Regions from separate parts of the Homo sapiens genome. Here all the other regions are linked to region 3. Evidence: read pairs that join two places in POLR2A ChIA-PET (ENCODE). Cell type or tissue: OCI-LY7. All regions are shown on one strand. Links, peaks and the distances in the headings refer to the core of each region. The heading gives the core; the rest is flanking DNA. Region 1 has its middle 30 kb from the start of DUSP22. Region 2 has its middle 20 kb from the start of DUSP22. Region 3 overlaps DUSP22 (dual specificity phosphatase 22).

Evidence for each region. Peaks named below come from ENCODE experiments on the same cell type or tissue, not always from the same donor. Only the 100,000 strongest peaks of a DNase experiment are listed, where the experiment ranks them.
Region 1: POLR2A ChIA-PET joins it to region 3 with 6 read pairs; 4 of 35 experiments call an interaction of 5 or more read pairs at or near these places.
Region 2: POLR2A ChIA-PET joins it to region 3 with 5 read pairs; 5 of 35 experiments call an interaction of 5 or more read pairs at or near these places.

Annotation. Positions count from the first base shown.
Region 1 is chr6:257,984-266,153 of GRCh38, forward strand. No RefSeq gene overlaps it. Among named protein-coding and RNA genes, the nearest start is that of DUSP22, 30 kb to the right of the region's middle. In OCI-LY7, for the core only: no CTCF peak of the experiment used is centred there; no DNase peak of the experiment used is centred there; H3K4me3 peaks cover 771 bases.
Region 2 is chr6:268,132-276,301 of GRCh38, forward strand. No RefSeq gene overlaps it. Among named protein-coding and RNA genes, the nearest start is that of DUSP22, 20 kb to the right of the region's middle. In OCI-LY7, for the core only: no CTCF peak of the experiment used is centred there; no DNase peak of the experiment used is centred there; H3K27ac peaks cover 908 bases.
Region 3 is chr6:317,977-326,146 of GRCh38, forward strand. The region is part of intron 3 of DUSP22 (dual specificity phosphatase 22); the gene reads left to right. Among named protein-coding and RNA genes, the nearest start is that of DUSP22, 30 kb to the left of the region's middle. RefSeq lists enhancers at 710-889, 1,354-1,403, 2,324-2,623, 5,359-5,568, 6,079-6,890 and 1 more. In OCI-LY7, for the core only: a CTCF peak has its summit at 4,473; DNase peaks (open chromatin) are centred at 4,455, 5,095, 5,615 and 5,945; H3K4me3 peaks cover 2,589 bases; H3K27ac peaks cover 4,174 bases.

The sequences.
Region 1 (8,170 bases), core at 872-5,871, 61 kb before region 3:
ACCAGGCTGTTCTAAAAAATGATGAGAGAGACAGAAAGCACACCAAGGAGAGGGGAGTGGTGAACCTTTACACAGTGACCCCAACCCTTAATGAGCAGCAGAATTAGTCATCTATACTGAAGAGTTAGAAAGGGGTAAGGAGAAGAAAAAAGTTATTTCCAATGTCTGAAAGGTCGGGCATTTCCTTTTCCTTGGCAGAGGCAGGAGCAGGTGGGGACAAGAGAATAGGTCTCCCTTTGGTTGGTCACTCCAGTGGGTCACTGCAAATGCTGTTGTGCACACTAGGCTTTGCTGAGTGTAGCTTTGCCCATAGGGCATCAAAATTTGAAAGCCCAGAAAAAGTTTTATTTGATTTTATAATTTCAACTAGTATTTTAGATTCAAGATGTACATGTGCATGTTTGTTGCATGGGTTTATTGCATGATGCTAAGGCTTGGGGGCGTGAATGATCTCGTCACACAAGTAGTAAGCATAGCACCCAACTTAGTTTTTCAGCCTTGTCCCCATCTCTCTCTCCTGCCTCTAGTAGTCCTCAGTGTCTAGTGTTTCCATCTTTATGTCCATGTGTACCCAATGCCCAGTGCTTAGCTCCCACTTATAAGTGAGAACATGCAGTGTTTGGTTTTCTATTCCTGTGTTAATTAATTCACTTAGGATAATGACCTCCAGCTGCAAAGGACATTTTTTTTTTTTTTTGATAGAGGTAAGATTGTGCTCTGTCACTCACTGCAGCCTTGACCTCCTGGACTCAAGCAACTCTCCTGCTTCAGCCTCTTGAGTAGCTAAGACTACAGGTGCATGCCACCACACTTGCCTGAGTTTTTATTTTTTACTTTTGTAGTGACAGGGTCTTGCTATGTTGTCCAGACTGGTCTCAAGCTCTTGGCTCCAAGTGGTCCTTCCGCCTTGGCCTCCCAAAGTGCTGGGATTACAGGTGTGAACCATTGCACCTGGCCAAGCTCATTCTTTTTTATGGCTGCATAATATTCCATGAAGTATATGTACCACATTTTTTTAATCTGCTCCACAGTTGATGGACACCTAGGTTGATTCTATGTCTTTGCTATTGTGAATAGGGCTGTGATGAAGTTTTAAATGATCATTTGAAAACTCTTGTGAAAGCCACTGTATCTCACTTCTTCAATAAACACTCTGTTCCCAGTACTGCCAGCATGGTCCCACCAACAGAGGCAATGAGCTGAGCTCCAACCTCAGACCAGGATAGGCACCAGCAAAGATGAACAGGACTGGGGACCCAGTACCCCTCTGTGGGCATGGGGGCACGCAATCGCTTCCTCCTCCCCTCTTCCCTTTCCCTGCTGCTGACACTGGTGCCTCTTTTGTTTTGGGAGTCTTTCCATGTTGCTTGTCCCTAACATCAAAATTACAAGCTAAGAAGCTGAAGACAGAGGATTTCTTTCAAATTAGTGTTAGAATTCTTTCAACGGTTATTTATTGAGCACTTACTATATGCTATTGTAGTAGCTAGGCATGCAGCACTAAACAAAATAGAATTTACATTCTGGTGGAAAGAAACTGCGGTGACCAAGTAATTAATCTTTGGAGAGAATTTCACGTATGTGTGCATTTGCCTTTTATGTGCTTCCACATAAATCAAGCTTGTCCAACCCATGGCCCATGGGCCACACGCAGTCCAGGATGGCTTTGAATGCGGCCCAACACAAGCTTGTAAACTTTCTTAAAACATTATGAGATTTTTTAATTTATTGGCAATTTTTTTTAGCTCATCAACTATAGTTAGTGTATTTCATGTGTGCCCCAAGACAATTCTTCTTCCAATGTGGTCTAGGGAAGCCAAAAGATTGGACACCCCTGCATAAATCAACATATTTATAAGGCACATTACAGTTACTTTGAGGATTCTCATTGAGACAGTTCCTCAAGGGACAATTATTATAAGAAGGCATAGGTGACAAATCACAAACACCAACAAAATTTACACAATGGATTTATTGACCATCTAGGCTGTGCAAGAGACACTTTCGTTTTAAGGCTTACTATATTGCAGGAAGCATATTACAACCACAAACTGAGTGCTCTTTAATGGTCAAAAATAAACCCCAAACTTACATCTTTGTTTCGTTTTAACCAGGTAGCTAAAAAGCAAAAATGAAAGTTTAGATAAATTTTTATTGTGGTAAAAGATACGTAACATAAAATATACCATTTTAACAATTTTTAAGTGTACAGTTCAGTGGCATTAATCGCATTCACATTGTAGTGCAACCATCACCACTCTCCATTGCCAGGACTTTTTTCATCTTTCTGAACTGAAACTCTAACTAATAAACAATAACTCCTCCTTCCCTCCACATTCTTGCCCCTAACAACGACCATTCTGCTTTCTGTCTGTGAATTTGCCTGACACAGGTACCTCATATAAGTGGAACTGTACAGTATTTGTCTTTTTATGACTAGTTTATTTCACTTAGCATAATGTCTTCAAGGTTCATCCATATGTAGCATGTATCAGAATTTTATTCCTTTTCAAGGCTAAATGATATTGCATTGTATGCATATACCACATTTTGTTTATCCGTTCATATACTGATGGATATGGGGTGTTTCCATCTTTTGGCTGTTGAGAATCAATCTGCAATAAACATTATCATACAAGTAGCTGAGTCCCCACTTCCAATTCTTTGGTTATATATGTAAGAATGGAATTGCTGGGTCATGTGGCAATTTTACACTTGACTTTTGAAGGAACCACACCAAACTGTTTTCCACAATGACTGCACCATTTTAAATGCCTGCTATCAATGTACAAAGGTTTCAATTTCTCTACATCCTTGTAAACATTTATTTTGTGTTTTTAAAATTATAGTCATCTTAGTAGCTGTAAAGTGGTGTCTCATTGTGGTTTTGATTGGCATTTTTATAATGATTAATAATGTTGAGATTAATGACCAATTATTTGCAAATCTTCTTTGGAGAAATGTCTATTCAGGTCCTTTCTCCTTCTTATGTATTGGGTTATATGTTTTGTATTTTTGTTGTTGAGTTCCGGGAGTTATTTATATATTCTGGATATTAATCCCATTCCAGATATATGATTTGCAAATATTTTCTCCCATTCTGTAGTTGTCTTTTACTGTCTTGATAATGTCCTTTGATATACAAATATTTTGATGAAGTCAAATTTATCTACTCTTTCTTTTGTTTCTTGTGCTTTTGGTGTCCTGAAAATCTACTACTGAACTCAAGATTATAACAGCTTATTCCTATGTTGTCTTCTAAGAGTTTTGTTTTAAGACTTTATTATTTTAGAGGAGTTTTAGGTTCACAGCAAAATTAGGTGGAAGATACAAAAATTTCCCATGTGCCTTTTATCCTACGTATGCACAGCCTCCCCCACTATCAAAATATCTCATGAGAGTGGTGCATACAATTAATGAACCTACCTTGACACACCATAATCACCCAAAGTTCGTAGTTTACCTTAGAATTCACACTTTGTGTTGTATATTCTACAGGTTTAAACAAATGTATCCATCATTGCAGTATTATACAGAATCTTTTCACTGCCCTAAAAAAATCTTCTGTGTATTCAAAGATTTTACGATCATTGATCCATGAGTTAACTTTTATATATGATGTGAGGTAAGGGTCCAACTTCATTCTCTTGCATATTGAAATCCAATTGTCTTTGCACTGTTTGTGGAAAAGACTATTACTTCCTCCCTTGAATGAACTTGGCATCTATGTCAAAAATAAATTGGCCATACTGGGCACGGTGGCTCATGCCTGTAATCCCAGCACTTTGGGAGGCTGAAGTGGGCAGATCATGAGGTCAGGAGATTGAGACCATCCTGGCTAACATGGTGAAACCCTGTCTCTACTAAAAATACAAAAAAATTAGCCAAGTGTGGTGGTGGGCGCCTGTAGTCTCAGCTACTTGGGAGGCTGAGGCAGGAGAATGGTGTGAACCCGGGAGGTGGAGCTTGCAGTGAGCTGAGATCATGCCACTGCACTCCAGCCTGGGTGACAGAGCAAGACTCCATCTCAAAAATAAATAAAATAATAAAATAAAATAAAATAAAATAAAATAAAATAAAATAAAATAAATTGGCCATAGATGTATGGGTTTATTTCTGGACTCTCATTCTATTACATTGGTTTATATGTTTATATCTAGGCCAGTACCACATTGTTTTGCTTTTTGTAACTTTGTAAGCTTTGAAATTAGGAAGTGTGACTCCTCCAAATTTGTTTTTCTTTTTAAAGATTGTTTTGACTATTCCAGGGCCCTTGCAATTGCCTATGAATTTGAGGATTGACTTTTTCATTTCTGCAGCAAAGGCTGCTGGAATTGTGAAAGCGATTTTATTGAATCTATGTATTGCTTCAGGTACTATTAACAGCTTAACAGTATTAAGTCTTCTAATCTGTGAACACAAAATGTCTTTCCATTTATTTCTTTAATTTCTTTCTTTAATTTCCTACAGCAAAGTTTTGTAGTTTTCACTGTACAATTCTTTCACCCACTTAGTTACATTTATCTCTAGGTGTTTATTCTTTTAGAAGTTGTTATAAATGGAATTGCTTTAATTTTCTTTTTTGATTGTTTATTGCTGGTATATAGGAACACAACTGAGTTTTTTGTGTTAATCTTGTAGCCTGTGATTTTGCTGGATTTGTATTCCTGTCGACTCTAGAATTTTCTATATATAGGATCATGTCCTCACAAATAGAGATAGTACTACTTTTTCCTTTTTCATTTGAATGCCTGTCCTTTCTTTTTCTTGTTTAATTTTTGTGGCTAGAACTTATAATGTTGAATAGAAGGAATGAAAGTGGGCATCCTTGTCTTGTTAGGAGGAAATCTAAAAAATCTTAAAGGAGAAAGCTTCACTATTGAGTATGCTGTTAGCTGTGGGTTTTTTATAATTGCTCTTTATCATATTTAGGCAGTTCCTTTCTATTTCCTAGTTTTCTGGGTTTAAAAAAATCATGAAAGGGGGTTGAAAATGCCTTTTCTGCATCAATTGAGATGAGCATGCATCTTTTCCCCTTGTTATATTAATTTAATTGATCTGTTACATTGATTATTTCAAAATTTTGAGCCACCTTTGCATCCTGGGGTAAATCCTACTGAGTCATGGTGTATAATTATTTTAATGTGTCATTTGATTTGGTTTGCTAGTATTTTGTTGAAGTTTTTGCATCTCTATTCATATGGGATATTGGTCTATACTTTTCTTCTGATGTCTTTTTCTAGTTTGACATCTGGGTTATGATGTCCTTATAATATGAGTTCCCATAAAAAGTATTCCCTCCTCTATTTCAAGGATGGGAGGAAGAGTTTATAGAGAATTGGTGTTAATTCTTTAAATGTTTAGTATAATTTACCAGTGAAGCCATCTGGTCTTGGACATATCTTTGTTAGGAGGTTTTGATTACTGATTCAATCTCCTGTTTTATATTTGTTGAGATTTTCTATTTCTTCATGAGTCACTTCAGGTAATTTGTGTGTTTCCAGAAATTCATCAATTTCATCTAGGTTATCTAATTTGTTGGCATACAGTTGTTCATAGTATTCTCTTATAATTTTTTATTTCTGTAAAATCTGTACTAATACCTCCACTTTCATTTCTTATTTTAGTTATATGTGTCTTCTCTCTTTTTGGTTTGCTGCTTTAGCTGAAGACTTGCCAATTTTGTGGCACTTTTTAACAAGCCAACATTTGGGTTTATTGATTCTTTTTTTTTTTTTTAAACGAAGACTCGCTCCTTCGCCAGGCTGGAGTGCAATGGCATGATCTCGGCTCACTGCAATCTCCACCTCCTGGGTTCAAGTGATTCTCCTGCCTCAGCCTCCCAAGTAGCTGGGACTACAGGTGTATGCCACCAAACGCAGCTAACTTTTATATTTTTAGTAGAGACGGGGTTTCACCATGTTGGCCAGGATGGTCTCGATCTTTTGACCTCGTGATCCACCCGCCTTGGCCTCCCAAAGTGCTGAGACTACAGGCGCAAGCCACCGCACCTGGCCTATTTTTTTCATTCTCAGCTATATTTATCTCCATTCTAATCTTTATTTCCTTCCTTCTAGCTTTACAGAAAGAAGTTTAGTTTTCTTCTTCTTTCTTTAGATCCTAAAGGTGTAAAGTTAGGTTTATTGATTTGAAATCTTTCTTCTTTTTAAAGGTAGGCATTGGCCAGGCACAGTGGCTCACACCAGTAATCCCAGCACTTTGGGAGGCTGAGGCTGGAGGATCACCTGAGGTCAGGAGTTCACGACCAGCCTGGCCAACATGGTGAAACCCCATCTCTACTAAAAATGCAAAAATTAGCTGGGCGTGGTGGCGTCCACCTGTGATCCCAGCTACTTAGGAGGCTAAGGCAGGAGAATTGCTTGAACCCAAGAGGCAGAGGTTGCAGTGAGCCGAGATCACACCTCTGCACTCCAGCCTGGGCGACAGAGTGAAACTCCGTCTCAAAACAAACAAACAAACAAATAAATAAAGGTAAGCATTTACAGCTGTAGATTTCCTTTTAAGCATTGCTTTTGTTGCATTCATAAGTTTTTGTATGTAATACTTAAGTTTTTAATCATCTCAGTGTATTTGCTAATTTCCCTTGTGATTATTTCATTGATCATTGGTTGTTTAAAAGCATGTAATTTAATGTCCACATATTTGTGACTTTTCCATTTTTCCTTCTGTTCCTGGTTTCTGTTCCTGGTTGAAGGACATACTTTGTATACTTTCTTTTAAAATTTGTTGAAACTTGTTTTGACTCAACATATGATCCATCCTGGAAAATGTTCCACCAACATTTGGGAAGAATCGTATTCTGTTTATGTTGGGTGGAATGTTGTGTACATGTCGATTAGATCTAATTGTTTATTATGTTGTTCAAGTTCTCTGTTTCTTTACTTATCTTTTGCCAAGTTGTTCTATCTATTACTGAAAGTGGGTATTAAAATCTCCAACTGTTATTGTAGAACTCTGTCTCCCTTCAATTCCACTAGTTTGCTTCATATATTTTGAGGCTCTGTTTTATGCATATATGTTTATCATTGTTATATCTTTTTAAATGAATTTATGCCTACACTTTTCCCAACACAAGTCTTGCTATATAACATTTTCATCTCTGCTAATGTTCTTGGTTCTTGAATTTTCATTATGATGAGTGCAACTGAGCCTCTTTTCACATGTTAAAAAGTCATTTTTTTCCTTTTGCTATAAACTTAAGGCTCATAGCCTTAGCTCATTTTTTATTTTAAAATTATTGTTACACATAACAATTATTTTATGCTATTGTTATAATAACATAATTATGTTATCTTAATTTACTAGAAAAGTTACTTCTTAATTCCAATCTACTTTGTAAATATTCATTTCCTAGTATGCCATTTGTTCCTTGACTTGTTCATAATGGCTTTTTCCATGCAGAAATACTTGACTTTCATGTATCTGAATTTATAAAAGTGTTCTGAGTTTTGTATAATAGCTGATGATTCTTCATTCAAAGGGTGTTTGAAACATTTTCCTTAAATGATTTTAGTACTTTTCTTATTTCTTTTTTCATTTTTTTTTTTACCTATTATTAATTTCTTCAGAATGTATGCTGATACAAAGTGTAAGGGAGGGATCTATATTTACTCACCTTTCTGGGTGGCTTTCTAGTTATCCCAAACTATATAGTAACAAGTATATTGAATTAGCTTTGGTGTGATCTAATTGTGAAAACAATGTGTTGTATCTGCTGAAGCCAACTTCCACTGATCAGAGAATTTTCTAATGTAAAACAGTGCAGCTGTGTCCCATATTTTGTTACCAAATCTGTCCTTAGTAGAAAAGACATCTAAGGATTCCTAGGTCAGCCAGGTAGATAATTTGTCAACAAGTCAATATTCCTGCTTATTCCATTCTAACCTTCTGTTCCAGGTTAGGAAATGGGCTTGCTATAACCTGGACTCTATCTGCACTTCATTTCAATGATTGTATCTTTTTACAGCTTTCAGTGGGCCACTGCCTTGAAAACCTTTTAGGTGCCATTAGGTTTGCTTTTTTTTTTTTTTATGAATGAGGAATGCAGCCCTATTGTAATCTGCTGTGATACCACCCCAAGATCAACCATTGTATCTCTGACAGAGTTGTATCTCTGACTGTTTTCTATTCCTATTATGATGTGCTACCC
Region 2 (8,170 bases), core at 862-5,861, 51 kb before region 3:
AGGACAAAAAACCAAACACCGCATGTTCTCACTCATAGATGGGAATTGAACAATGAGAACACATGGACACAGGAAGGGGAACATCACACTCTGGGGACTGTTGTGGGGTGGGGGAAGGGGAAAGGGATAGCATTAGGAGATATACCTAATGCTAAATGACGAGTTAATGAGTGCAGCACACCAGCATGGCACATGTATACATATGTAACTAACCTGCACATTGTGCACATGTACCCTAAAACTTAAAGTATAATAATAATAAAAGAAAACAAATAAATATGTAAATAGACAAGAACAGACAAATCTTTCACATGGAAGGATTACAAATAATTTATGTAATACCTTGCTCCCCAGGAGATGCGCTTAGTCCTCCCTCCCCGCCTCTGCCAGCTCATGCATGTGGGGCTTTGCTGGATGACTTGCTTCTAAAGAGTAGAGAATGCCACATTTTGTTTCCCCATTTATTCATCAATGTGCCTTTGGGTTATTCTTATTCTTGACTAATTTTGAGTAATACTGCTATGAACATGGTTATAAAAATATCTGTTTGTGTCGTTGCTTCCAATTCTTTTGTGTATCTCTGCAGAAGTAGAATTTCTGGATCATGTGGTAATGTTATGTGTAATTTTTTTGAGGAACTGCCATGCTGTTTCTCACAGCGGCTGCATCATTTTATATTCCCACCGGCAATGCACAAGAATTCCATTTCTCTGCATCCTTGTCAACACTTGTTTTTGTTTTCTATTGCTTTTATATTTTTTATAATAGCCATCATAATGAGTGGGAAGTAGTGCTTCTTTGTGGTTTTCACGTGAAATTCTCTAATAATTAGTGATGTTGAGCATCTTTTTATGTGCTTATCAGCCATCTGCATATCTTCTTTGGAGAAATGTCTGTTCAAGTCCTTTGCTCATTTTAAAATTGGGTTGTGTGATTTTTGTTATTGTTCTTTATATAGTCTGGGTATTAAACCCCATTAGATATGCAAATATTTTCTCTCATTAAATGGGTTGCCCTTTTAACTGTGGTTATAGTGTTTTCTGGGCAAAAATTTTTTAATTTTGATAAAGTACAATTTGTCTATTTTTTTCTTTTGTTGCCCATGATTTTGGTGTCATATCTAAGAAATATTTACCAAATCCAATGTCATGAAATCCTTCCCCTATGTTTTCTGAATTTTATAGTTTCAGCTTTTATGTTTAGGTCTTTGATTCATTTAGAGTTAATTTTTGCACATGGTGTTAGGTAAGGGTGCAACTTCATTTTTTTTAAATATGGATGTTCAGGTTCCCAACACCATTTGTTGAAAATATTTATTTTCCCCTTGAATGCTTTTGGCATCCATGACAAAAATCATACATCCATATGTGTGAGGGTTTGTTTCTGGGCCTTCTATTATAATCCATGGGTCTATATGTCGGTTTTTATGTCACTACCACATTGTATTGATTACCCGTAGCTTTGTAGTAAGTTTTGAAATCACGAAGTGTGAATGCTCCAACTTGATATTTCTTTTTTTAAGATTTTCGTTGACTATTCAGGGTCCCTTAAGTTCTGTATGAATTGTAGGAGTTTTCTATTTGTCAACATAAAACAATGTTAGGATTTTGATAGAGATATCATTCAATCTGTGGATTATCACTTGGGGGTAGTATTGATATCTTAACAATATTAAGTCACAATCCGTAAATATGGGATGTCTTTCCATTTATTTATCCCTAATTTCTTTTCAACAAAGTTTTCTAGTTTTTGGTGTACACATCTTTCACCTCCTTGGTTAATTCCTAAAGATTTTATTCTTTTAAGCGCTATTATAAATGGAATTTTTTAAATATTAATTTTGAATTGTTCATTGTAAGTGTACAGAAAAGCAAATAATTTTGTGGTTGATTTTGCATTCTGCAACTTTACTGAATTTTTATATTAGTTGTGTGTGTGTGTGTGTGTGTGTATAATCTTTCAGGTTTTATATAAGATCATGTCATCTACAAACAGAAAGATTTTACCTATTCCTCTCCAAATTAAATGCTTTTTATTTCTTTTTTCTTGCCTAAGTTCTGTGGCTATGCTATGGACTAAGTGTTGTGTCCTCCCCAAATGTATTTGTTGAGGCCCTAGTCTGAATTGAGATGGTAATTAGAGGTGTTGTTTATCCATGAAAAAGAGTTAAGAGTTAAATTTTGTCAAATGCTTTTTCTGCATCAATGGAAATTATTGATGAAGAAGAAGAGAACTTACTTCTATTCTCTATTTCCTTCATTCTGTTAATGTCGTGTATTACATGATTGATTGCCATATGTTGAAGCATCTTTGCATTGCAGGACAAAAGTCCATTTGCTCACTGTATATGATCCTTGTAATATGCTGCTGAATTTGGTTTGGTAGTATTTTCTTGATGATTTTTACCTCAATATTTATAATGGATATTCATCTATAGTTTTTTGTCACATTCTTCCCTGGTTTTGGTATCAGAGCAATGCTGTCCTCTGAATAACTTAGGAAGTGTTTCTTGCTCCTGAATTTTTTGAAGAGTCAGGAAAGGATTGGTATTTTTTTCTCCTTTTAATATTTGGTAGAATGTATCAGTAAAGCCATCTGGTCCTGGGCTTTTCTTTGATTGGAAGTTATTTATTTATTTATTTATTTATTTAACTTTTTTATTATTGATTCAATCTTCTCACAAGTTATAGATCTACTAAAATGTTTTCTTTCTTTCTTTTTTTTTTTTTTTTTGAGACAGAGTCTTGCTCTGTTGCTCAGGCTGGAGTGCAGTGGCACGATCTCGGCTCACTGCAACCTCCGCCTCCCAGGGTCAAGCAATTTTCCTGCTTCAGCCTCCTGAGTAGCTGGGATTACAGGCATGTGCCACCACGCCTGGCTAATTTTTGTATTTTTAGTAGAGACAAGGGTTCACCATATTGGCCAGGCTGGTCTTGAACTCCTGACCTGAGGTGATCCGCCCACCTCGGCCTCCCAGAAATTGTTTTATTTCTTTATGACTCAGTCTTGGTAGATTTTGTGTCTCTAGAATTTTGGCCATTTTGTCTAGGTTAGCTAATTTATTGGTGTACAATTATTCATGGTACTCTCTTATATTCCTTCATATTTATGAAAAATTGGTAGTAATGTCTCCACTTTCATTTCTGATTTTAGTAATCTGAGTCGTCTCTCTTTTTTTCTTAGTCAATCTTGCTAAAGTTTCTCAATTTTGTTGATCTTTTTGAAGAACCAACTTTTGGCTTCACTGAGTTTCTCTATTGTTTTTCTATTCTCTATTTCATTTATCTCTGCTCTAATCTTTATGATTTCCTTCCTTCTGCAGCTTTGGGGTTAGTTTGTTCTTCTTTTTCAAGTTCCTTAAAGTATAAATTTAGGTTGTTGATTTGAGATCTTTCTTCTTTTTTAATGTAAGCATTTACAGCTTTAAATTTCCCTCTTAGCAGTGTTTTCACTGCATCCTATAAATTTGGGTATATTGTTTTAATTTTCACTTATTTATAAGTAACTTCTAATTTCCCTTGTGATATCTTCTTTGATCCATTGATTGCATAAGAAAATGTTGTTTAATTATCATATATAGTGAATTTTTCAGTTTTCTCTTTTTGTTAATTGATTTCTAACTTCAACTTGCTATATTCGGAGAAGACACTTTTATAAAAATAATATCAATCTTTTAAAAATGTATAGACACTAGTTTTGTAGCATAACATATGTTCGATCCTAGAGAATGTCCCATCTGCATTTGAGAAGAATATGTATTCTGTTTTTGTGGGGTGGGACGTTTTATACATGTCTGTTGGATGTAGTTGGTTTATTGTGTTCTTCTAGTCCTCTATTTCCTTGCTTATTTTCTGTCTGCTTGTTCTATTGATTATGGAAGTCTGCAACTATCATTGTAGAACAGTCCACTTCTTTCTTCACTTCTGTCCATTTTTGCTTCATGTATTTCGTGGGTCTGTTATTAGGTGTGTAAATGTTTATGACTGTTATATCACCTTGCTATATTAAAACTTTTATTACTATCTAATATCATTCCTTGTCTCTTTTCAACTTTTTTTTAAACTTAACTCTATTTTGTATAATATTTCTATCCCTTCCCCAGCTCTCTTTTGGTTACTATTTGCATGAAATATCTTCTGTCATCCTTTTACTTTCAACCTTTTTGTGTCTTTGGATCTAAAATGAGTCTCTTGTAGACAGCACATAGTTGAATTATTTTTAAAAATTTATTCATCAATCTCTGTCTTTTCGTTTGATAATTTAATTCATTTATACTTAAAATATTCACTAGTAAGGAGAAACTTATTTCTGCCATTTTGCTATTTGTTTTCCATTTTGCCTTTTGTTTTCATCTTTCACATTACTGTCTTACTTTGTTTGAGTTTTTGTAGTGAAACATTTTAATTGCTTTCTCATTTCTTTTGGTATATATGTTATAGCTATTTTCTTTGTGGTTTCCATGGGAATTACATTTAACACCTCCATTTATAACAGTCTAATTTGAACTTACACAAGCTTACAGCTCTGTCTGTACCTTTTAATTGTTGATGTCATAAATTATACATGATCAAAAACAATGACTAATCATTGTTTCTCTATGTATTTGTCTTTTAACTCATAGAAAATAAAAGGGGAGTTACAACACAAAATTACAATTATATTAACTTCTATAATTACCCATGTAAATCCTCTATTGGCTATCTTTATTTCGTCATATGGCTTTGAGTTTCTTTCTAGCATCCTTTCATTTCAACCTGAAAATCTTCCTTTAGCATTTTTTACATTTATAGCCACTATGTATTTAAATCACTTTCTTTCTCTTTTCTTCTTCTTGAACTGACACAATGAATATGTTTGTCTCCTTGACAGTGTCCCATGGGTCCCCTGGACTCTGTTCACTTTTCTTCAGTCTTTTTCTGTTTCTCTGACTCAGTAATTTCCATTGTCCCATCTTCAAGTCTGCTGATTCTTTCTTCTGCCTGCTCAAATCTGCTTTTGAAACTAAAGAGTTTCAAAACTTCACCAAAGTGAATTTTATATTTGTTATTGTACTTTTCAACTCCAGAATTTCTGTTTTCTGTCTTTACTGATATATATATACATATATATATATTTAGAACATATATGTAAAATATATATGTGCTTAATACATTCTATTATCATAATAATAATTATTTTTACTATTCAACAAATATGAAGAACATTTAAAGAGGATATTTCAAGTATTTTCAATGGGATGATTCATTATTCTGAATTGTCAAGACTATTTTATTTTACATATATATGTAAAATATATATATATTCTATACTGGGGATCAGCCTGAGATGTAAACTTAAGGTTACCTCAGGTCTTTTCTGAGTCTGTATCTTTCCCTAGACATGCATACTGACTTTCCAAATTTCCTCATATAAGCAATTTCTTTTGAATGTCCTAATCCTTAAATCTCAGCCAAGCCTCTTTCTGGAAGCTAGACATCTTCAAATAGACTCCAGAGTTCCAAAACTCATTACATCAGTCAGGTTCTGGCAATACCACTGTTGACTAGGCAGAGAGAACAATTCTTGGAGCTTCCTACTTGGCCATCTTCCTTGACATCCCTCTGTAGGTATGTGTGCATATATATATGCACACTGAAACTAAAGATGAGTCCTTAAAAGTGGAAGACAATGAAAGTAGAGTGGGTCAGAGTGACGCAATGTGTGAAGGATTCAAGCCACTGTTGTTTGAAGATGGAGTAAAGGGGCCATGAGCCAAGGAATCCTGTGACCTCTGGCCTCAATTTACAGCAACAAGAAAACATGGACCTATGTTCTACAGCTGCAAGGAACTGAATTCTTCCAACAAATCGTGTGGGGAGGAAACATTCTCCCCTGCAGTCTCCAGAAAGGAATGCAGTGTGCTGAAACTTTGATTTTAGTCCAGCAAAACCCATGTCTGGTTTCTTTTTTGTTTGTTTTTTGTTTTTTGAGACAGAGTCTCACTCTGTCACCCAGACTGGAGTGCAGTAGTGCAATCTCGGCTCACTGCAACCTCTGCCTCTGAGTTCAAGTGATTCTCCTGCCTCAGCCTCCCAAGTAGGTGGGATTACAGGTATGCACCGTCACACACAGCTAATTTTGTATTTTCAGTAGAGATGGGGTTTCACCACTTTTGGCCAGGCTGGTCTCAAACTCCTGACCTCAGGTTATATGCCTGAGTTGGCCTCCCAAAGTGCTGGAATTACAGTTGTGAGACACTGCACCCAGCCCATGTCTGACTTCTGACAGATGTTACAGATGTTACAGCTACAGAACAGTAAGCTAATAAATTTGTGTTGTTTTACACCATTAAAATTGTGGTAATTTGTTAGAGCAGCAATAGAAAACTAATACATACATCCAGTATTATTCCAGTAAATTCAATTTCTTTCTGCTAGAACCAAAAGAATCTTTGGTTATTTAAGAATTTAAGATTAAACCCATATATTCTCTGAATTAGAAAGAAAATGTGTTTTCCTAAAACCTGTGATATGTGCCTAGATATGCTCAGTGTTATCTTTCCTTTGTCAGTCCATACTCTACGAAGACAAAGACATTTCTACGCTGTTATTGATTTTTCTTCAGAATTAGATCTGAAGTTTTGTTTTGTGTTGTTATTGTTGTCGCTTCCTCTACCAACTTGGATAAACTCAACCAAGCAAAGACAAATAGTTAGCAGTTGTTCTTCTTTTAGCAGAATTAGAATTATAGCAGTTAAGAAATACAGGTATATGAAATAAAAACAAAAAGTTCTAACCTGTGATTCAGTAGAATCTATGGGAACTTTAATGATGCTATTAAAAATTAAAATAACTTTATTATTTGTTTTAAAAGTAACGATTAGGATTTCAGGTAGGGTTGTTCTGTGATTATCTCTAATGAAATCCAACATAGTGAATGAGTGTGCACAGAAAATATGGAGGGAGTTCATGTGGTAGAGTAGTAGTTAGGTGTTTGCCTCTGAAGCCGCACTACTGGGTGAAAATACCACTCCTTCCACTTACTTAGCACATAATTCTGAAGGCTTACCCTCTCTTCAGTTTTTGAGCCATTGAAATGAGGATGAATACAGTACTGATTTATAGAACCGTAAGTATTAAATGAGTTCATATATTTAAATTACTTAGATGAGTTCTGGCCCATAGAAAATGCCTAATGCATTCCATTGTTATCATAATAATAATTATTATTGCTATTCAATAAATACGAAGAACATTTAAAGTAGATATTTCAAGTATTTTCAATGGGCTGATTCGTTATTCTGAATTGTCAAGACTATTTCATTTTACCTTCAGATATCAGGTAACGTCGTTGCCAAAACAGTTGACTTCTTATTGGTTAGGATGCTTTCCGCTGCAACATAAAACTCAACTAAATGTGACTTAAACCATAAGGATATTTATTATTTACCTGACAATTACAGTTGCTTTGCCTTTCCATATACATTTTAGAACAAGCTTATTGATTTCTACAAATAATCCTTCAGGGATTATAACTGGGATAGCACTGAATCCATAGATCAACTTGGGGGAAAACTGGCACTTTAGAAATATTGAGTCTTTCAGTCCATGGACATGGCACACATGGTATACATCCATTTATTCAGATCTTTGATTTCGCATCTCAGTGTTTTATTATTTTCAAACACACAGACCTCATATAAACTCTATTAGGTTTATATCTAAGTATTTTCTGTTTATTGGTACAATTGTAAATAACACAGTTTTTAAAATTTCAATTATTACTTTTTATTGGTATTATATAATAAAACTATTGATATTTTAGTATTGACCTTGTATCCTCTGGTCTTATTAAATTCATTTGCTAGTTCTAGCCATTTTTGTATGTTATTTGAGATTTTCTACTTAGATAATCATGTCATATGCAAATAGAGATAGTTTTATCTCTTTCTTTCAATGTGTATTCTCTTCCCCACCTCACTTTAGTGTTTTGGCTAGGATCTCTAATATGAGGTTGAATAGGGTTGGTGAAAGTGGGCATCCCTTCTTGTTCCTGATCATAAGGGGAAAACATTTAGTTTCTCACCATTAAGTATGATGTTGGCAAATTTTTGGTAGATGCTCACTTGGAGGAAGTTCCCTCATATTCCTAGTTTGCTGAGAGTTTTTATCAAAAATGGATTTTGGATTCT
Region 3 (8,170 bases), core at 2,145-7,144:
TGAGCAATTTGTGAAGCCAGAGGATCGGTTAGTGCAATGCAGCCTCGCTTATATGGGCAGTCTGTGTAGTTCCTCACTTCCTTAGTAAGCAGCGGTGCCTGTGGATGTCCTGTTCTACAGAGCTGCTGTGGCCTCTGGTTCAGAATGATCTTTTCCTAAGTTGTTACAACCAGTAATCCCCTGTGCAGCTCCTGTGACTTTCTGATTGAAATCTAGAGAGCTACCTTTGCTTGTCATTAAAAGCTTGGCTCTACAAAGAGGACCATGCATCCAAGACACAGACAGTGACAGTCAATTAAAGGAGGATTTGCCATGGTCAAGCCCCATGCCAGGGTTGGCACACAGCTTGTGGAAACGCTGTCACAGACTTCATGGAGCTTATCCTCATTAGGAAAAGCTAAGAGGACATTCAGGGCACAGGGACTTGTGTTCTGGTTGTAAAGGGAGAGCCTCATTGCCTGTGGCCCTCCTCCAGCAGCCATTGAGGCTGACATGCAGGCCATCACCTCCAGCCCTACCTTTTCCCTAGGTGACCACAGCAGGCCTCAGCTCTCAGGACCCCAGGGGGTGACCACAGCAGGCCTCAGCTCTCAGGACCCCAGGGCCTTTCCCCAGGTGACCACAGCAGGCCTCAGCTCTCAGGACCCCAGGGCCTTTCCTGTCCAGAACCTGCAAGTCACAGAAGCTATAGGTTGCCCTTCTCCAGGCACAAGGAGGATAAACCCCCAAAGCCACACATCTCATACACACAGATGTGTACAGATGTTCAAGTGTGCAGCCATTCATGGCAGCGCTGTTTGTAATGGCAACAAATTGGAGCCAACCCACATATTCAGCAGAAGGGGAGTGGTCAGTGCTGGTTCATCCATATTAAGGAATACTCGGCAGCAATTCAACAAGAAAAGGAAGACGTCTGTGTGTTCACAGGGTTAAGTCCACTGTTAAGAAAAGGAAGCAAGTTATAGGATGATACCCATCATATAATCACATTTATGTAAAGTTTAAAGTCAATGGTGTATTTCTGTATTACATTTATATGCATGATAATGCACAGATAAGGGTTTGAAAGGACCAGGCCAGACTCCTCAAACTGGTGATTTCCTAGAGAACTAGAATGGGAGGGGAGGGAGGGAAGGATGATTCCCACTTTTTCCTCTATTTAAAAAAAAAAAAAATTCTTGAATTTATTTGTCACAATAAGATCATGTCCAAGTATCTATTCGAGTGAAGACAGTGGGAGAAAGAAGGGAAGGGGGTCTGTGGGCCATGCTCTGGGTGTCTGGTAATGACAGGTAGATTTCATTTGAATGTTCAGGCCTGGCTGGAAGGTGATCTGTGTTTGGCTGCGCTGTGTTCATAGATGCATGTGTGATGCATGATGTCAGGCAAGCTACATCCTGTTGTCCACGGCCGATTGGTACAAAGCAAAGTATGTCATCCACTTTATTTCAGTCATCTTAATCTTCAATCTTCAAAGGGAGAAGATGGCCCAAGACATGTATTTACTGGTCTAGACTTTCTTTCCTGTGTGATCTATTTCTACCTGAATGATTGGACACAAAATGAATCTGTGCCCTTTTTTAGGACTCACAGATGCCCGGGGGATACAGCTTGAAGCACTGGGCAAGATTTCCCATTTGCGTTGGCCATTGTTTCCAGCGTGGGTGAATTCAGCTATCTTACCGAAAAACACTGTGGGTGTCAAGTTGCTAGAAAGGTCCAAGTCTTTTGAAAACCAGTTGCTGTTTGACCTGGAATGGTTTTCAGATTGACAGTTGTTTCCAGCACACCTCAGTTGTTTTCATCTCTCTAGGAAAACCTCTTTGAAGCCACCCAGAATCAGTGGTACTTTGCTGTACCAAAAGCTTACAGCAGCTTTCGTGTGTTGAGGCAAATTTGTTTGAAGCCAACCCCAGATTTAAATAGATATGACTCAAATAGAAATGATTATAGCAGGGATCGAAAACTGTCTAGTAATCGCTCTTTCTTGAAGCAAGCTGTATCTAGGTTTCTCGTGTGGCAGTCGGGTGTGTAAGAGCGGCCCCTCCACTGGCTGGTCCTGCTACCACAGACTCACTTGCAAATGGAGCCCTAGAACTCCTGCATGGCTGGACTCAGAGGGCTTGAGATCTTCCAGTACTTAACTGAGTCTAGGGAGGACATGGTTTTTTAAACTTCTAAATCAAAGAACTCTTTTGGCCTGGCTTCCTAGAGGTACCCTGTCCTTCAGCTGGGGACCTTCTCTCTAGGGCTCGTGCTCACTGACCAGCCTCTCCTTACAACTGAAGACTTTTGCAGGACACTCTTCCTAGATGTTGCCTTCATGTTGAGTCCCGGTGTCTGAGCATTTCCTCCTGACGGCTGTACTTGAGCAGTCACCTGGCACAGGTGTGTGGAGGACTCTGCATTCTTGGAGTGGGTTTCCTGGTTTGCATCTCACCCTGTCCACGTTGGGGAATGTGTGAAGGGCAAGATCTGCCAGGATATCGAAACCAAGGTCTTGGGAGAAGCATGCAGCGCGTGGGCTCCTCCGTGTTCGGACTGAGTGTAGTGTGCATAGACACCACTGCAGCCTGGTTGCCTTTGGGTGCCAAAGTGCCTATCATAGATGGCATGGGCTCTGCCAGTCCACGCAAGGGCTGCATGGTCATGGGCTGGGAGATTTGGGGAAGACTTTGTAAAGAGAGGGGTGTTGAGGCAGCCTTATAGGACTAGTGCGGTTTGACTCAGTGGGGAGGGAGGGTGAGGGGTGTGTCTTCTGTAGGTTTAGTGCTTCAGGGCAGGTCAGGGAGGGGGAGATGAGCCCCACCTGATGATAGAGTGGAGGCGGTGGTCAGTACGGGTGAGGGTGGTGCTGTCTTCAGTTCTCCTTTTGGCTACGTTGGAAGTTGTTACTCCTCCAGACTCAGCAAACATTTATTGAGCACCTACCTTGCAGCAGGGATTGGGGATAAAATACAAAGAGAAGTGAGATGTGTCCCAACATTAAGGATTGACAGGCGTGTAAATCCTTAAAAATGCATACCAGAGGCAAGGGCCCTGGGCACCCAGGGGAGGCGGCTAACACTGCAGGGCAGACAAGACAGCAAGGCTTCACCAAAGGTGAAAATCTGGTGTGGTCCTAAATGATCATAGAGGTTTGCCAGGCAGTGATGGAGATGACAGGTGAGTTGGAGGTGGGATTCTGGGTAGAGAAAGCTGTGTGTGCAGAGGTACAGGGTGCACTAAGGGATGGGGCATGCAAGGGAAGGTGTGTCCTGGCACTTTGGGAGCTCACCAGGGTGGCTGGACTGGAAAAGCAGGCTCAGAGCAGATTAGCAAAGACATTGTTTGTTAAGCTGTGGAGTCTGAACTTCATCTTGCAGTAAGCAGAGACCCAGCAAAGATTCATGAACAAAGCCAGGTGACACATTCCGATTTCTTTTGCAGGATGTTGTCTCAAGGTTAGAGTGGAGTGAGGGAGTTGGGTACCCCAGAGACCCTCGAAAGCTCTTGAAGTAATCCTCGTTAGAAGTGATGAGGGTCTGAACTGGGATGCTGGGGACTGGATATTTTTTAGAAGTGAAAGAGTCAGATTTGATCTGAAAATCTTCCATAAAGTGACATAACAAAGTTGAAAATGAAAGAAGGGGAAAGATTCTCTAGCAAGAATCAAGCAAAAGGAACATGGCATAGTGATAGTTTTTGTGAGATAAAATGGAATTGAAAGCAAAAGAAAAAATAATAATAATTAGGGTAAAGAGGGAAACTACATTAAAAAAAAAGGAACAATCCATTGAGAAGTTACAACAGCCATAAACTCATCAGACGTCTTCAAAATACAGAAAGAGAGTCATTTCTCAGACTGGGGAGTCAGGGATGCCTGAGGGTACAGCTAATTAGGCTATAAGTACCCATGGCTCTGCCATCCAGGGATGTGAGTGCTCCAGGAAACAGAGCTGGGTGGAAGAAAGGGACCAAGCTCAGTCATGGGTGGAATGTTCATGTGATATTCATCACTGGATAGAAATACAGGTCCAGGGCTCAGGAGAGAGGTCTCGGCTGGACGTGAAGATTTGGGCATCACAGTATCACAGTGTATCTACATAGTGTATGCATATCATCTACATAGTGTACACATATCATCTACATAGTGTATACATATCTACATAGTGTATACATATCTACATAGTGTATACATATCATCTACATAGTGTATCTAAGCCATTGCTCTTAAATAAAACCATGGGAGAAAATGCTAGGACAGCATGACTAGGGAATGATGGTGGGGCCATCCTCCAGCGTCTTGCTTTTATGTGGTGTTATGCAATGGAATTCACAGCCTGTGAACACGTGATCTTGGGAGACACACATCTTTGTTACTCCTGTAACCCCTTGTGTGGGTTCTAGTTAGTCTCAGCTCTTCTGAGTGCAGTCCTTGGGGTTCCCTGCAGGGGCGCCTCAGGGTACTCTGGCCCCAGTGTAGAGCTTGAGTTTTGCTTCCCCCAAGCTGAGATTTTGCAGCTTCTCATTCACAGATTCCAACCCAAGAAGACCCTCGTGTTTGGCTGTTTTAGGTGCTGTGGACACTGGAAAGGGGAGACTAGGTGACGTGAATAGCAAGTCTGAAATGCTTTCAGAGGAGATGCAATTCTGTAAGGCGTTTGAAAGAGAAGACAGGCTTAGGTTGGTAGAAACAACCAAGGAGAATATCCGTGGAGAGCATCCACGGAGGGAAAGAGTGTTTCTTGTTCCGGGTCGGGACAGCACCGTGTGTGGCTGGCTGACTAGCAGAAAGCTTAAGCATCATGGTGGTGGTGGTGATGGAAGAGGACATCTAGTCCAGGGAGATTCCGTGGGTTATGGCTGCTTGGTGGGGCGGGGGGGGGCCTTCGAGTCTGCAATAGGAAGTTTGAATGGGAAGTTAAAGGGGGTAGGTTGGTTAAGACCCAAAGCCGGGTTAAAGGGCTCTCTGGGCACCATTGTTGTTTTTAGCCATAAGAAAATGCGCCCTAGTTTACCAAAGACTGGTTTAAGCAAATCTGCTGTTTTCAGGTGCTCTGAATAATCATTGCCTGCTAGGCAATGCAGGTGGACCTTGTGTTTGCCCACACCTGCAAGGGAAGTGCTCCAATCTTATTTTAAAACTCTGAGAGTGAAGCAATAGCACCTAGCTAGTTTCATCACCTTATTACAGGCTGTGAACAAGCTCTGTCCATGCTTTTAAAAATGTGTTCCCCTCTGTGTGGCCAGACTCCCTGGGATGTTTTAAAGGCGTGTGTGCATGTGTGTGTGTGTGTGTGTGTGTTGAGGTGGACAGTATCAAACCCTAGGTTTGAATTGAGAAGTTATTTCCCTCCTTTCAGTTATCACCGCAGCTACTGCCAGCGTCAAGTTTCAGCATTCATCACTGAGCAGGGGCATCGCCAGCTAGCTCTGGCCTTCTTTTCCCATGGGAAAGCAAATGAAATGCATGGTGAAAGTTCTGGGCGTGGGAACGAAGTAGGTGCATCTGAAATCTGAGTTAGAGCTTCTTTCTCTTGAGGTCCAACTTTTTGTTCTCAGGTTTTTCCCCGGCTAGTGGGGGTTAATCCACAAGGCCCTTGGCTCCTTCCGTGAGAGGTGCAGCCACTATCAGTGCAAGGAGAGGACGCGGGGAAGTGGCTCTTAGGGCGTCCCTTTGCCATCTTAGGATGGCTGTATAGGCACAGATTTCCCTGTCAGTTTGTAACTCTGGGGTGAACAGAGCAGAGCTCAGACCTTGGCTTGAGACTCCTACTCTTGGAAATTATTCCTAAGCAGAGGAGTTCAAGGATCATTTCAGCTGTGCTGACCTGGGAGGAGGCAGAGCCTCGCCGGGGTAGAATAGGTACAAATCAAATATATCTATTTTATGAAATACCTTGTTCCAGGAGATCAGCCCCGCAGCACCCAAGTGGAAGCAGTTCGAAGTCTCCTTTACATGATTGTCAGTGAGAGCAGATGGAGAGTGCAATTAAATTGCACTATGGAATGGCTCCACCCTATGCCCTGAAGAAGAAAAGATCTCATAACTAGCAAAGGAAGATAACATTTCCAAGTGTTTTTGGTTTTTGGCTTCCTGGTTTTTAAAAACTGTTCCTTTAAGCTGAGGTTTCCTGCCTTTTCTGATGGAAACCTCTGCAGCTGCTCCTACTTCAGCAGTGGGCTTGCAGCCGCATGGCTACCCCAGTGAGTGTCCTCTAGCCTCCTTGGTGGCCGGAGCACTCTCTTCCCCTGTGCTTCCACATGTGGGCTCTGACCGAGGTGACCTAGGGCCTCCTTCTGTGCCATGCTAGCAGCGGCAGGCGTGGAGAGGGTGGAGGGCTTGGAGGAGTGCCGCCCTTCCTGGGGAGGCCTGGGAGCAGTGACCCGCTCATCCTTAATCAGAGCAAGGAACACGCTCTCCCACCCACACCTGCTGCCGCGAACCTCAGGCAGTGAGTGCCGCGGAGCACAGGAATGCAGCACGTCTCTAATATTAACTTGCTGCATAACAGAGGGGTGTCCCTCCTGGTGTTGAGGAGAAACAGAAGAGCCGCTGTTCTCATTTCTCTCCACTCTCCCACCCCGTGGACGTTCTTTCTGCCCTGAGCTCCCGTGGCACTCACCACGTCCAGCCTTTGCGTGTCTTGAGCCTCAGCCCTGCCCATGCAGAACTGGCCAGCCCTGGAGGGCAGCACCCTGCTCTGGGTCAGTGTTTGCCTCTTTCTCAAAACAGCTTCTAGAGTATGATCCCAGAGGGAGGATGTGGTGTTCGGCTGGAGGGATCATCCGTGCTGTTTAGAAAGGGCTTCCTAGATGCTGCAGATTGTGTCCAAGCCTGAAGACAAGCGGCAGTCTACAAAGCCTGTAACCCATCTGCAGCTGAGGGACCCATTCCATCACCAGCGAGGGGCTCCGAGAGCTCACTGGCTTAGCCAACTGCAAAACAGGCACAGTGTTCCCAGCAGCGCTTCGTGCCTCCCTAAGGAGGGAGCTGTGTTTAAGGCAGGCTGCCGCATCCTGCCGGGAAGGGGAGGCTGGCTCAGGGAGATAGGTACAGCACACAGCTTGAAGAGCAGTGTGGCCCTCTCCCTGCTGGTGCCTGGAGAGTCATCTGCCCTGGGCTTCCGCATCCTCGTGTGTGCAGTGCTGTACCTGCTGGTGCCTAGAGAGTCATCTGCCCTGGGCTTCTGCGTCCTGGTGTGTGCAGTGCTGTATCTGCTGGTGCCTGGAGAGTCATCTGCCCTGGGCTTCCGCGTCCTGGTGTGTGCAGTGCTATATCTGCTGGTGCCTGGAGAGTCATCTGCCCTGGGCTTCCGCGTCCTGGTGTGTGCAATGCTGTATCTGCGGGTGCCTGGAGAGTCATCTGCCCTGGGCTTCTGCATCCTGGTGTGTGCAGTGCTGTATCTGCTGGTGCCTGGAGTCATCTGCCCTGGGCTTCTGCGTCCTGGTGTGTGCAGTGCTGTACCTGCTGGTGCCTGGAGAGTCATCTGCCCTGGGCTTCCGTATCCTGGTGTGTGCAGTGCTGTATCTGCTGGTGCCTGGAGAGTCATCTGCCCTGGGCTTCCGCGTCCTGGTGTGTGCAATGCTGTATCTGCGGGTGCCTGGAGAGTCATCTGCCCTGGGCTTCTGCATCCTGGTGTGTGCAATGCTGTATCTGCTGGTGCCTGGAGTCATCTGCCCTGGGCTTCTGCATCCTCGTGTGTGCAGTGCTGTACCTGCTGGTGCCTGGAGTCATCTGCCCTGGGCTTCCGCATCCTCGTGTGTGCAGTGCTGTACCTGCTGGTGCCTGGAGAGTCATCTGCCCTGGGCTTCTGCGTTCTGGTGTGTGCAGTGCTGTATCTGCTGGTGCCTGGAGAGTCATCTGCCCTGGGCTTCCGCGTCCTGGTGTGTGCAATGCTGTATCTGCTGGTGTCTGGAGTCATCTTCCCTGGGCTTCTGCGTCCTGGTGTGTGCAGTGCTGTATCTGCTGGTGCCTGGAGAGTCATCTGCGCTGGGCTTCTGCGTCCTGGTGTGTGCAATGCTGTATCTGCTGGTGCCTGGAGAGTCATCTGCCCTGGGCTTCTGCGTTCTGGTGTGTGCAGTGCTGTATCTGCTGGTGCCTGGAGAGTCATCTGCCCTGGGCTTCCCCGTCCTGGTGTGTGCAATGCTGTATCTGCTGGTGCCTGGAGAGTCGTCTTCCCTCGGC